Linked DNA regions of Homo sapiens: region 2 is linked to region 1. A link is an interaction called in ENCODE POLR2A ChIA-PET data of the cell type or tissue named here. Cell type or tissue: IMR-90. All regions are shown on one strand. Each heading gives the region's core, and the rest is flanking DNA. Links, peaks and the distances in the headings are about the cores only.

Evidence for each region. Peaks named below come from ENCODE experiments on the same cell type or tissue, not always from the same donor. Only the 100,000 strongest peaks of a DNase experiment are listed, where the experiment ranks them.
Region 2: POLR2A ChIA-PET joins it to region 1 with 14 read pairs; 2 of 35 experiments call an interaction of 5 or more read pairs at or near these places.

The regions. Positions count from the first base shown.
Region 1 is chr3:10,210,695-10,216,069 of GRCh38, forward strand. IRAK2 (interleukin 1 receptor associated kinase 2) reads left to right here. Exons shown (of 13, transcript NM_001570.4): 5 at 2,513-2,707; 6 at 2,790-2,854. Among named protein-coding and RNA genes, the nearest start is that of TATDN2, 35 kb to the right of the region's middle. In IMR-90, for the core only: no CTCF peak of the experiment used is centred there; a DNase peak (open chromatin) is centred at 2,657; H3K27ac peaks cover 195 bases.
Region 2 is chr3:9,868,087-9,873,461 of GRCh38, forward strand. It overlaps CIDEC (cell death inducing DFFA like effector c), which reads right to left. Exons shown (of 7, transcript NM_001321142.2): 5 at 2,078-2,236; 6 at 1,796-1,983. Among named protein-coding and RNA genes, the nearest start is that of CIDEC, 9.5 kb to the right of the region's middle. In IMR-90, for the core only: no CTCF peak of the experiment used is centred there; a DNase peak (open chromatin) is centred at 3,145; H3K27ac peaks cover 612 bases.

The DNA of each region.
Region 1 (5,375 bases), core at 225-5,224:
TAGGCAACACAGGGAGGCCCCATCTCTAAATTAATAAATAGATCAACCTTCCATGAAGGATAAACCCAACACTTTGGGAGGTTGGTATGGGAGGTTCACTTGAGCCCAGTACTTTGAGACCAACCTGGGCAACAGTGTGAGATCCTGTGTCTACAAAAAAGTTTTTTTTGTTTTTGTGTTTTTTTTGAGGAGTCTCGCTCCATTGCCCAGGCTGGAGTGCAGTGGCACGATCTTGGTCACTGTAACCTCTGCCTCCCAGGTTCAAGCTATTCTCCTGCCTCAGCCTCCTGAGTAGCTGGGATTACATGCACATGCCAGCATGTTTGGCTAATTTTTTTTTGTATTTTTAGTGGAGACAGGGTTTCGCCATGTTGGCCAGGCTGGTCTTGAACTCCTGGCCTCATGTGATCCGCCCACCTCAGCATCCCAAAGTGCTGGGATTACAGGCATGAGCCACCGTGCCTGGCCAAAAAGTTTTTTTGAGACAAAGTCTCCCTCTGTTGCCCAGGCTGTCTCGACTCACTGAAACCTCTGGTTCCCCAGTTTAAGCGATTCTCCTGCCTCAGCCTCCTGAGTATCCGGGATTATAGGTGTGTGCCACCACGCCTGGCTAATTTTTGTATTTTTAGTAGAGACACGGTTTCACCATATTGCCCAGGCTGGTCTTGAACTCCTGGCCTCAGAGGATCCGCCTGCCTTGGCCTCCCACATATGGTGAGATTACAAGCAGTGAATCACTGTGCCTGGCCTCGCCAAAAAAAAAAGTTTAAAAAATAAGCCAGGCGTGGTGGCACACACCTGTAGTCCCAGCTACTTGGGGGCGCTGAGATGAAAGGATCCCTTGAGCCTGGGAGGTTGAGGCTGCGGTGAGCTGACATCATGCCATTGCACTCCAGCCTTGGTGTCAAAGTGAGACCCTGTCTCAAAAAGAAATCAAAACTATGTGTGTGGCATGATACCAGTTTTGTTAAATAAATCCTAGTATATCTAATTGGCCGGAAATACACTAACTTTAATAGCAGTTAAATGGATAATGGGGTTATGGATACTAATTTTCAAAAACTGTTAAGAGCATATGTAACTTAAAAAAATTGAAATTTAGGCCGGGCGCGGTGGCTCGTGCCTGTAATCCCAGCACTTTGGGAGGCCAAGTCGGGCGGATCACGAGGTCAGGAGATGGAGACCATCCTGGCTAACACGGTGAGGCCTCATCTCTACTAAAAAAATTACAAAAAATTAGCCGGACAGGGTGGTGGGTGCCTGTAGTCCCAGCTGCTCGGGAGACTGAGGAAGGAGAATGGCGTGAACCTGGGAGGCGGAGCTTGCAGTGAGCCGAGATCACACCACTGCACTCCAGCCTGGGTGACAGTACGAGACTCTGTCTCAAAAAAAAAAAAAAAATTACGTACATGTGTTTTAAAGAGAGAAGTTATTAAAAACGGAAACAGAACTTCTTTTTATAGGCTTATATACACATGCAGTCTCTGGAATTCTGTTTAAAGCAAGCTTGTCTTACTTGCCCATGGTTGTGTGCAGCCCAGGATGGCTTTGAATGTGGCCCAACACAAATTTGTAAAGTTTCTTAAAACATTATGAGTTTTTTTTGCAATTTTTTTTTTAAAGCTCATCAGCTATCATTAGTATTAGTGTATTTTATGTGTGGCCCAAGACAATTCTTCTTCCAGTGTGGTCCAGGGAAGTCAAAAATTGGACACCCCTGGTTTGGTTATATGAACCTGTATCCTACTTCCCAGGAGTCTGGAACCCCAGTATCTATGCTGTGAATTAGACCAAGAGTGCTGAGCTCGGCCACTGACCAGCTGTGGGACCTCACTTCAGCTGTTTTATTTCCTCAGTGCTTACTTCTGTAAACTGAAATAAAGGAAACATCAACCATGTGCCAGGAATACTCACATCTTAGTCTTCAAAATTACTCTTCGGGGTACTATTGTTACCTTCATTTTTGCTGATGGAAAAAATTGAGGCTCAGAGAGGTTAAGTAACTCACCCAAGGTCACAGAGCAAGATACAGATGGAGCTGGGATTTGAGCTTGGGCCTATCCATGTCCTTTTTTTTTTTTTTTTTTTGAGACAGAGTCTCGCTCTGTCACCCAGGCTGGAGTGCAGTGGCGCGATCTCGGCTCACTGCAAGCTCCGCCTCCTGGGTTCACCCCATTCTCCTGCCTCAGCCTCCCGAGTAGCTGGGACTACAGGCGCCCGCCACCACGCCTGGATAATTTTTTTTTGTATTTTTTAGTAGAGACGGGGTTTCACTGTGTTAGCCAGGATGGTCTTGATCTCCTGACCTCGTGATCCGCCCGCCTCGGCCTCCCAAAGTGCTGGGATTACAGGCGTGAGCCACCGTGCCCGGCCTATCCATGTCCTTTTTACAGTTTCCATTGGATAAGTTGATCCCCTCCATCCCTCCATCTCTGGTGTTCCAAGGTCCCTTGAGGTAGCAGAGAAAACGAGATTCCATAGTAATCTCCATCTCTTCTCTCTGGGTCTCCAGGACTTCAGCACCTCCATTCCTAAGCAGGAAAAACTTTTGAGCTTGGCTGGAGACAGCCTTTTCTGGAGTGAGGCAGACGTGGTCCAGGCAACCGATGACTTCAATCAAAACCGCAAAATCAGCCAGGGGACCTTTGCTGACGTCTACAGAGGGCACAGGCACGGGAAGCCATTCGTCTTCAAGAAGCTCAGAGAGGTGAGCACTTCTTGGTTTCTAGTGGGGGTGGAGGCTGCAGGGGTGGGGCGGGATCTTCATGTTCTGATGTCTTTCTCTACAGACAGCCTGTTCAAGTCCAGGATCAATCGAAAGATTCTTCCAGGCAGAGTTGCAGATTTGTCTTAGGTAAGCCTCCCCTTTGTTTAGTAATAATGATAGCTAACCTTTATATAGTGCTTCCTGTGTGCCCAGTCATGTTTTAAGCACTCTATTATATATAAACTCATTTAGTCCTTACAAGAACCCTATAAATGTAGCTACTATTATCACATTATTTTACAGATGGGTAAATTGAGGCACAGAGGGGTTAAATGTCTCATCCAAGGTCACACAGCTAATGAGTGGCAGAGCCAGGATTTGGATCTACCTGGTTTGGCTCCAGAGTCCATTCTTCTCCTGTGTAGCAATTCTATGTGTAGATTAGAATTATAAAGGAAACTTGGCTTACTCCAACTCCTTCCTTCCACATGGGAATAAATCTTCTCTCCTTTTTTTTTTTCTTTTCTTTTCTTTTTTTGTTTTTTGAGACAGAGTCTTGCTCTGTCTCCCAGGCTGGAGTGCAGTGGCGTGATCTCGGCTCACTGCAATCTCTGCCTACCAGGTTCAGGTGATTCTCGTGCCTTAGCCTCCCGAGTAGCTGGGATTACAGGCGTGCGCCACCAGGCCCGGCTAATTTTCATATTTTTAGTAGAGACGGGGTTTTGACATGTTGGCCAGGATGGTCTCAAATTCCTGACCTCAAGTGATCTTTCTGCTTTGGCTTCCTAAAGTGCTGGGATTACAGGCGTGAGCCACCGTGCCTGACTTTTTTTTCTTTTTTAAGAGCTAGGGTCTTGCTCTATTGCCCAGGCTGGAATGGCCTTGGAATGATTGTAGATCACTGCAGCTTTGAACTCATGGGCTGGTGATCCTCCCACCTCAGCCTCTGAGAAGCTGGGACTACAGGTGTGCGCCCAGCTCATTTTTTGCTTTTTTTTTTTTTTTTTTTTGTAGAGATAGGGTCTTGCTATGTTGACCAGGCTGGTGTTGAGCTCCCGGGCTCAAGTGATCCTCCTGCCTTGACCTCCCAAGATGTTGGGATTATAGGTGTGAGCCACTGTGCCCTGCCATGTGTGTGCTTTTTTTTTTTTTAATTATTTTTCATCTGAAACACTTGTGCCTTATATTGTAGGGTATTTTAAGAAATAAAGAAAATTGAGTATCTGTTCATTCTGTAACCAGTGTTAAAAAATAAAGAAAATTGACCAGGTATGGTGGTTTATGCCTGTAATCCTAGAACTTTGATGCTGAGGCAAGAGGATTCCTTGAGCCAAGGAGTTTGAGACCAGCTTGGGCAACATAGCGAGACCCTGTCTCAACTGAAAAAAATATATATACAAAAACTTTTTTTGGCTGGGCATGGTGGCTCGCACCTATAATCCCAGCACTTTGGGAGGCTGAGGCGAGTGGATCACTTAAGTCCAGGAGTTCAAGATCAGCTGGGCAACATGGCAAAACCCCGTCTCTACAAAAAATACAAAAATTAGCTGGGTGTGGTGGTGTATGCCTGCAGTCCCAGCTACTCAGGAGGCTGATGGGAGGATCACTTGAGCCCAGGAGGCAGAAGTTGCAGTGAGCCGAGATCATGACACTACACTCCAGCCGGGGCAACAAAGTGAGTCTCTGTCTCAAAAATAAATAAAGGCCAGGCATGGTGGCTCACACCTGTAATGCCAGCACTTTGGGAGGCCGAGGTGGGCAGATCAGTTGAGGTCAGGAGTTTGAGACCAGCCTGGCCAACATGGCGAAACCTCATCTCTACTAAAAAAAATTCATACAAAAATCAGCCTGGTGTGTTGGCATGCACCTGTAGTCCCAGCTACTCAGGAGGCTGAGGCATGAGAATCACTTGAGCCCAGAAAGTGGAGGTTGCAGTGAGCCCAGATCGCACCACTGCACTCCAGCCTGGGCAATAGAGTGAGACTCTGTCTCAAAAAAAAAAAAAAAAAAAAATTAATTAATTAATTAAAAAGTAAAACAAATTTAAAAAGGAATAAAGAAAATTATAAATAAGAAAATAGAAACTTTTTCACAGCACCTATAAATAAGCACTACTGTTTTAATATTTTGATATATTTTCATTTTTAATTGTTAAAACTTTTTTTGTAGAGACACGATCTCACTATGTTGCCCAGGTTGGTTTTGAACTCCCTGGCTCAAGTGATCCTCCTGCTTTGGCCTCCAAAAGTGTTGGGATTTTAGATGTGAGCCACTGTGCTGGGCCCATATTTTGATATGTTTTCTTTAATGCTTTCTCTATTCATACATGTATATGAATACTCACATGTGTACACACACACACACACACACACAGATACACACACACACATACATCTAATAAAAACTGGAAGTATGATTCCCTTTCCACTTTGGCTTAGTGCTTTCATGGAGTCGGCAGTCACTCCTTCATTCATTGATTCAGAAAATGTGGGTAGTTAAGCCCTTTTCTAGGCTCTAGGGAGTGTACGCCAGAAGCATACAGAGCCCCTGCCTTGGGGAGGTTTATGGTCCAGTGGGGAGACTGACATGTAAATAACTCTAATAAGTATGCAAAAGCGAGTAATAGGATGGCTTGCGGGAAGCAGAGGAGGGCGGAGAGATAAGGCAG
Region 2 (5,375 bases), core at 294-5,293, 340 kb before region 1:
CATCAATTCTAGAGCGATGTGCAAATAGGAACAGATGCTGCAGATGGGATCAAGATTAGTGCGAGGACCTGCAATTCCACCTTAACTGAGATGCCCGGAACCTCCCTACTTTCTCATGCAAAACCCCAGCTCATTTCATAAGGCTTTTATTTTTCTACTACTACTTTGGACCAACCAGATTAATCTCCATAACATGGTTCTGCACCTTGAGACACTCTGTTCTAGACTCTGAGGCCTGTCCAAGCCACCTGCAGTCTAGCTCATGTTCAGAGTGCTGGACATGAAGACATCCATGCCTGGCATGAGCATGTACTGAGAACAGAACCTGAATCAGGCAGGCCTAAGTCCTAATCCAGTCTTATTAGCTGGGTGAACTTCAGCAAACTGCTCTAGCTTTGAGCTTCAGCTTCCTCATGGGTAAAATGGGATTGCACCTGCCACCCAGGGTCATAAGGCTGAAATAGCATAAAGCAATTAACATGGGGTTGGATGTTTGGAAAGTAGGGGAAATGGGGAAGCGGGAGCGGGTTCTAACCTCACATATTCTCATGCTTCTTGAGACATTTGGTTAGACTTTCAAAAATAAGTTTTAAGAAAAGTTCATTATATAGTACAAATGACTCTGGTCCATAAGACTTGCAAATTAATTCTGTCATATGGAGGGAAGATTATTTCATCCCTCCCATTCCCACAGGGGAAAAAGCCCAATTTTGTATGTATACATTTATCTCTCTTTTTCTTCGTTTTAGAGACAAGGTCTCATGCTGTTGCCCAGGCTGGAGTACACAGTAGTATGGTCATATCTCACTGCAGCCTCAAACTCCTGGGCTCAAGCAATCCTCCCACCTAGCTGGGATTATAGGTACATACTACCACTGCCAGCATTTTGTGTGTGTGTGTGTGTGCGCACACACGGGCGTGTGATAAAGACAGGGTCTCACTGTGTTGCCGAGGCTGGTCTCAAACTCATGGGCTCAACAGATCCTCCTGCCTTGACCTCCCAAAGTGCTGGGATCCCAGGTGAGAGCTGCTGCACTCAACCTATCTCATCATTCTTCCTGGACCTGTATATATGTGGGATTTTGAAATCTCCTTTGAGCTGATTGTAACTTCTTGCTAGTTCTCTCATTAATTAATGAATTCAATTAAGTCTTTGACACGTGCTTTTTTTTGTTTTTTTTTCCGAGACAGTCTTGCTCTTTTGCCCAGGCTGGAGTGCAGTGGCAGAATCTTGGCTCACTGCAACCTCTGCCTCCTAGCTTCAAGCGATTCTCCTGCTTCAGCCTCCTGAGTAGTTGGGATTACAGGCATGCACCACGATGTCCAGCTAGTTTTCATATTTTTGTAGAGATTAGGTTTTGCCATGTTGGCCAGGCTGGTCTCAAACTCCTGACCTCAAGTGATCCACCCACCTTGGCCTCTCAAAGTGCTGGGATTACAGGCATGAGCCACCGTGCCTGGCCAACACATGTTCATTTTTATAAAATTGACTAGAAGACTACTTAGGAAAACTTCCTATTTCAATGAAAAAATGTAGTTACTAGAGTGGAAAGTAGTCATAAAAATAAAATGCATCCAGGTTCCACCAGGAGGAACACGTGCACCCCTGGGCACACGCCGGTGTCGTCCACAGCACTTCGAGAGCCCATCAGGCTCCGTGTTGTCTGATACAGGCTATGCTTTGTCAGCACCAAAGCCAGACCCAGGCGCTGAGAAGGCTGAGTCCATGTGGACAGATAGGGGCTCTCCCATTGCCTGTACCCACCCTGTCCCCAGGAAATCCCAATTTGCTCACTTCATGATGCGCTTGGCCCCACAGCAGTGCAGATCATAGGAAAGGGAGTATGTATCATAAAAAGTCGCCTTCACGTTCAGGCAGCCAATGAAGTCCTGTGGGTTCAGCTTGTACAGATCAAACGTTACACGGGCCACATCAATCTTCTTGGCAGGCTTATGGGAGAGGGACAGTGGGTGCCTTGTCCCCTGCATTGAGACAAGCAAATGGTTAGCACCCCTTGAAGACATCTCCCAGAGTCCCGATTTTCTCCCCCATCAGGTGCAACAGGTGGGACCTCACCTGTTCTGATGGGGGCTGCCATTTCTGCCCCTTCTGGAGGACCATGAACACTGTATCCCCTGCCAGGGCTTGGAAGTACTCTTCTGTCTCTACAGTTGTGCCATCTTCCTCCAGCACCAGGAAGAAGGGCTTGTCTGCCAGCATCAGAGTGTCCCGGACCTGGGGAATAAGGTCAGTGATGCTTCTGCCATCCCAGAACAAGTGGGCTGGACTCTATGAGGTGGAACTGGAGCCCAGGCCCTCTGCTGTGGAATCACTACCCAGAGACTTTATCATGGTACCTCTTGGCTCCTGGCTTCAGGGTTCCTAGTCTAGAATAATATTGTCCAATAAAATATAATGTAAGTCACATATAATTTTTAATTGTGATACAGTTTACATACTCTAAAAGTTACCCTCTAAAAGTGTACAATTCAGGGTTTTTTAGTATATTCGCAAAGTTGTGCAACAATCACCACTACCTAATAGTGCAGTGACTACTAGGCTGGAATGCAGTAATCATAAGCATATCATAAGCATAAGTAGAGAGCACATGACATAATTGTAGCTCATTGCAGCCTCCAACTCTTGGGCACAAGCAATCCTCCTGCCTCAGCCTCCCGAGTAGCTGGGACTACAGTTGCATGCCATTACTACCTGCCTAATGTTTATGTTTTTTTAAAGATGGTGTCTGGCTATGTTGCTCAGACTGGTCTCAAACTCCTTGCCTCAAGGGATCCTTCTACCTTGGCCTCCCAAAGTGCTGGAATTACAGGCATGTGCTATCACGTCCGGACATAATTCATTCTTTTTTTTTTTTGGCTAAATAATATTCTACTATATAGATATAACAGATTTTAAAATCTATTTATCAGTGGATGAACGCTTGGATTGTTTATTCTTGACTATTATGAATAATGCTGCTATGAGTTTTTGTGTACAAGTTTTTATATGAACATATGTTTTCAATTTTCCTGGGCATATATACCTAGGAGTAGAATTGCTGAGTCATACATTAACTCTATGTTTAATTTTTTTTTTTTTTTTTTTTTCTGGGGAGAAGGCCTTGCTCTTTAACCAGGTTGGAATGCAGTGGTATAATCACAGCTCACTGCAGCCTCAACCTCCTGGGCTCAAGTGATCCTTCTACTTTAGCCTCCCAAGTAGCTGAGATTACAGGTTTGTGCCATGTTGCCCAGCTAATTTTTTTTTTTTTTTTTTTTTGGTGGAGACAGGGTGCTGCTTTGTTTCCCAGGCTGGTCTCAAACTCCTGGGCTCAAGTAATCCTCCCTGCTCAGCCTCCCAAAATGCTGGGATTACAAGCATGAGCCACCACAATGGGCCTATGTTTAACTTTGAGGAGGTGCCAAACTGTTTTCCACAGTGGCTGCATCATTTTACATCCCCACTAGCAACGTATGAGAACTCCAGTCTCCTTACATCCTCACTGATGCTTTCATTGTCTGTATTTTAGCCAAAAATCCTTATTTTTTTTTCTTTTTTTGAGACTGAGTTTTGCTCTTGTTTCCCAGGCTGGAGTGCAGTGGCATGATCTCGACTCACCGCAATCCCCACCTCCTGGGTTCAAGCGATTCTCCTGCCTCAGCCTTCCTGAGTGGCTGGGATTACAGACATGTGCCACCACACCCAGCTAATTTTATACTTGTAGTAGATACAAGGTTTCTCTATGTTGGTCAGGCTGGTCTCAAACTCCCGACCTCAGTTGATCCGCCTGCCTCGGCCTCCCAAAGTGCAGGGATTATAGGCATGAGCCACTGCACCAGGCCCAAAAATCTTTTTTTCGTTTGTTTGTTTTGTTTTTGGTTTTGTTTTGTTTTTTGTTTTTTTAATAGAGATAGGATCTCACCATGTTGCCAAGGCTGTTCTCGAACTCCTGGATGCTCAGGCAGTCCTCCCGCCTCGGCCTCCTAAAGTGCTTGGATTACAGACGTGAGGCACAACACCCAGCCATATATCCACTTTTTGGTGGATGAAGTGATTTTAATTTGCATTCCCCTAATGATTAATGATGCTGAGCCTTTTTTTTTTGAAACAGGGTCTTGCTCTCTCACCCAGGCTGGAGTGCAGTGGTGCCATCATGACTCACTGCAGTGTCACCCTCCTAGGCTCAAGTGATCCTCCCACCTCAGTCTCCCAAGTAGCTGGGACTACAGGCATGTGCCACCGTTCCCAGCTAATTTTTGTATTTTTTTGTAGAAGTAAGGTTTTGCCATGTTACCCAGGCTGGTCTTGAACTCCTGGGCTCAAGCGATCCGCCTGCCTCCACCTCCCGAAGTGCTAAAATTAGAGGCATGAGCCAATACGCTTGGCCAAGCATCTTTTCATGGGTTTATTGGCCACTGTGTTATCTTCTTTGGAGAAATATCTACTCAAATCCTTTGCGCATTTTTAATTGGGTTGTCTTTTTCTTGCTTAGCTGTAAACACTATATATTCTTGATATTAGACCCTTATCAGCTATATGATTTGCAACTATTTTCTCCCATTTTGTGGGCTGTGTTTTTTACTTTCTTGCTAGTGTCCCTTGATATACAAAAGTTTTAGGCTGGGCGTAGTGGCTCATGCCTGTAATCCTAGCACTTTAGGAGGCAAAGTCAGGTGGATCACCTGAGGTCAAGAGTTCGAGACCAGCCTAGCCAACATGGTGAAACCCCGTCTCTACTAAAATTACAAAAAATTAGCTGGGCGTGGTGGTGCGCGCCTGTAGTCCCAGCTGCTCAGAAGGCTGAGGCATGAGAATTGCTTGAGCCCGCAAGGCAGAGGTTGCAGTGAGCCTAGATTGCACCACTGCACTCCAGCCTGGGTGACAGAGGAAGACTCTGTCTAAAAAAAAAGGTTTTATTGCTGATGAAGTCCAGTTTTTTTGGTTTTGTTTTTGCTTATTTTGTTTTGTTTTGGTTTTGTTTGTTTTGGTTTGTTTTGGTTTTGTTTTTTTGTTTGTTTGTTTTTCCCTTTGGTCGCTCTGCTTTGGTGCCGTATCTAGGAAGTCAAGGCCATGAAGACTTACATACTATGTTTTCTTCTAAGGGTTTTATAGTTTTAGTTCTTACATTTAGGTCTTTGGTCCATTTTTACTTACTTCTCTGAACTAGTTTCATCATCAAAAAAAGTTGAGGCAAGTACAGTTTATAAGTTGTTATAGTGATTAAATGCAAAAATGTCATGACGGCCGGGTGCAGTGGCTCACGCCTGTAATCCCAGCACTTTGGGAGGCCAAGGCCAAGGCAGGTGGATCACGAGGTCAGGAGATCGAGACCATCCTGGCTAACACGGTGAAACCCTGTCTCTACTAAAAATAC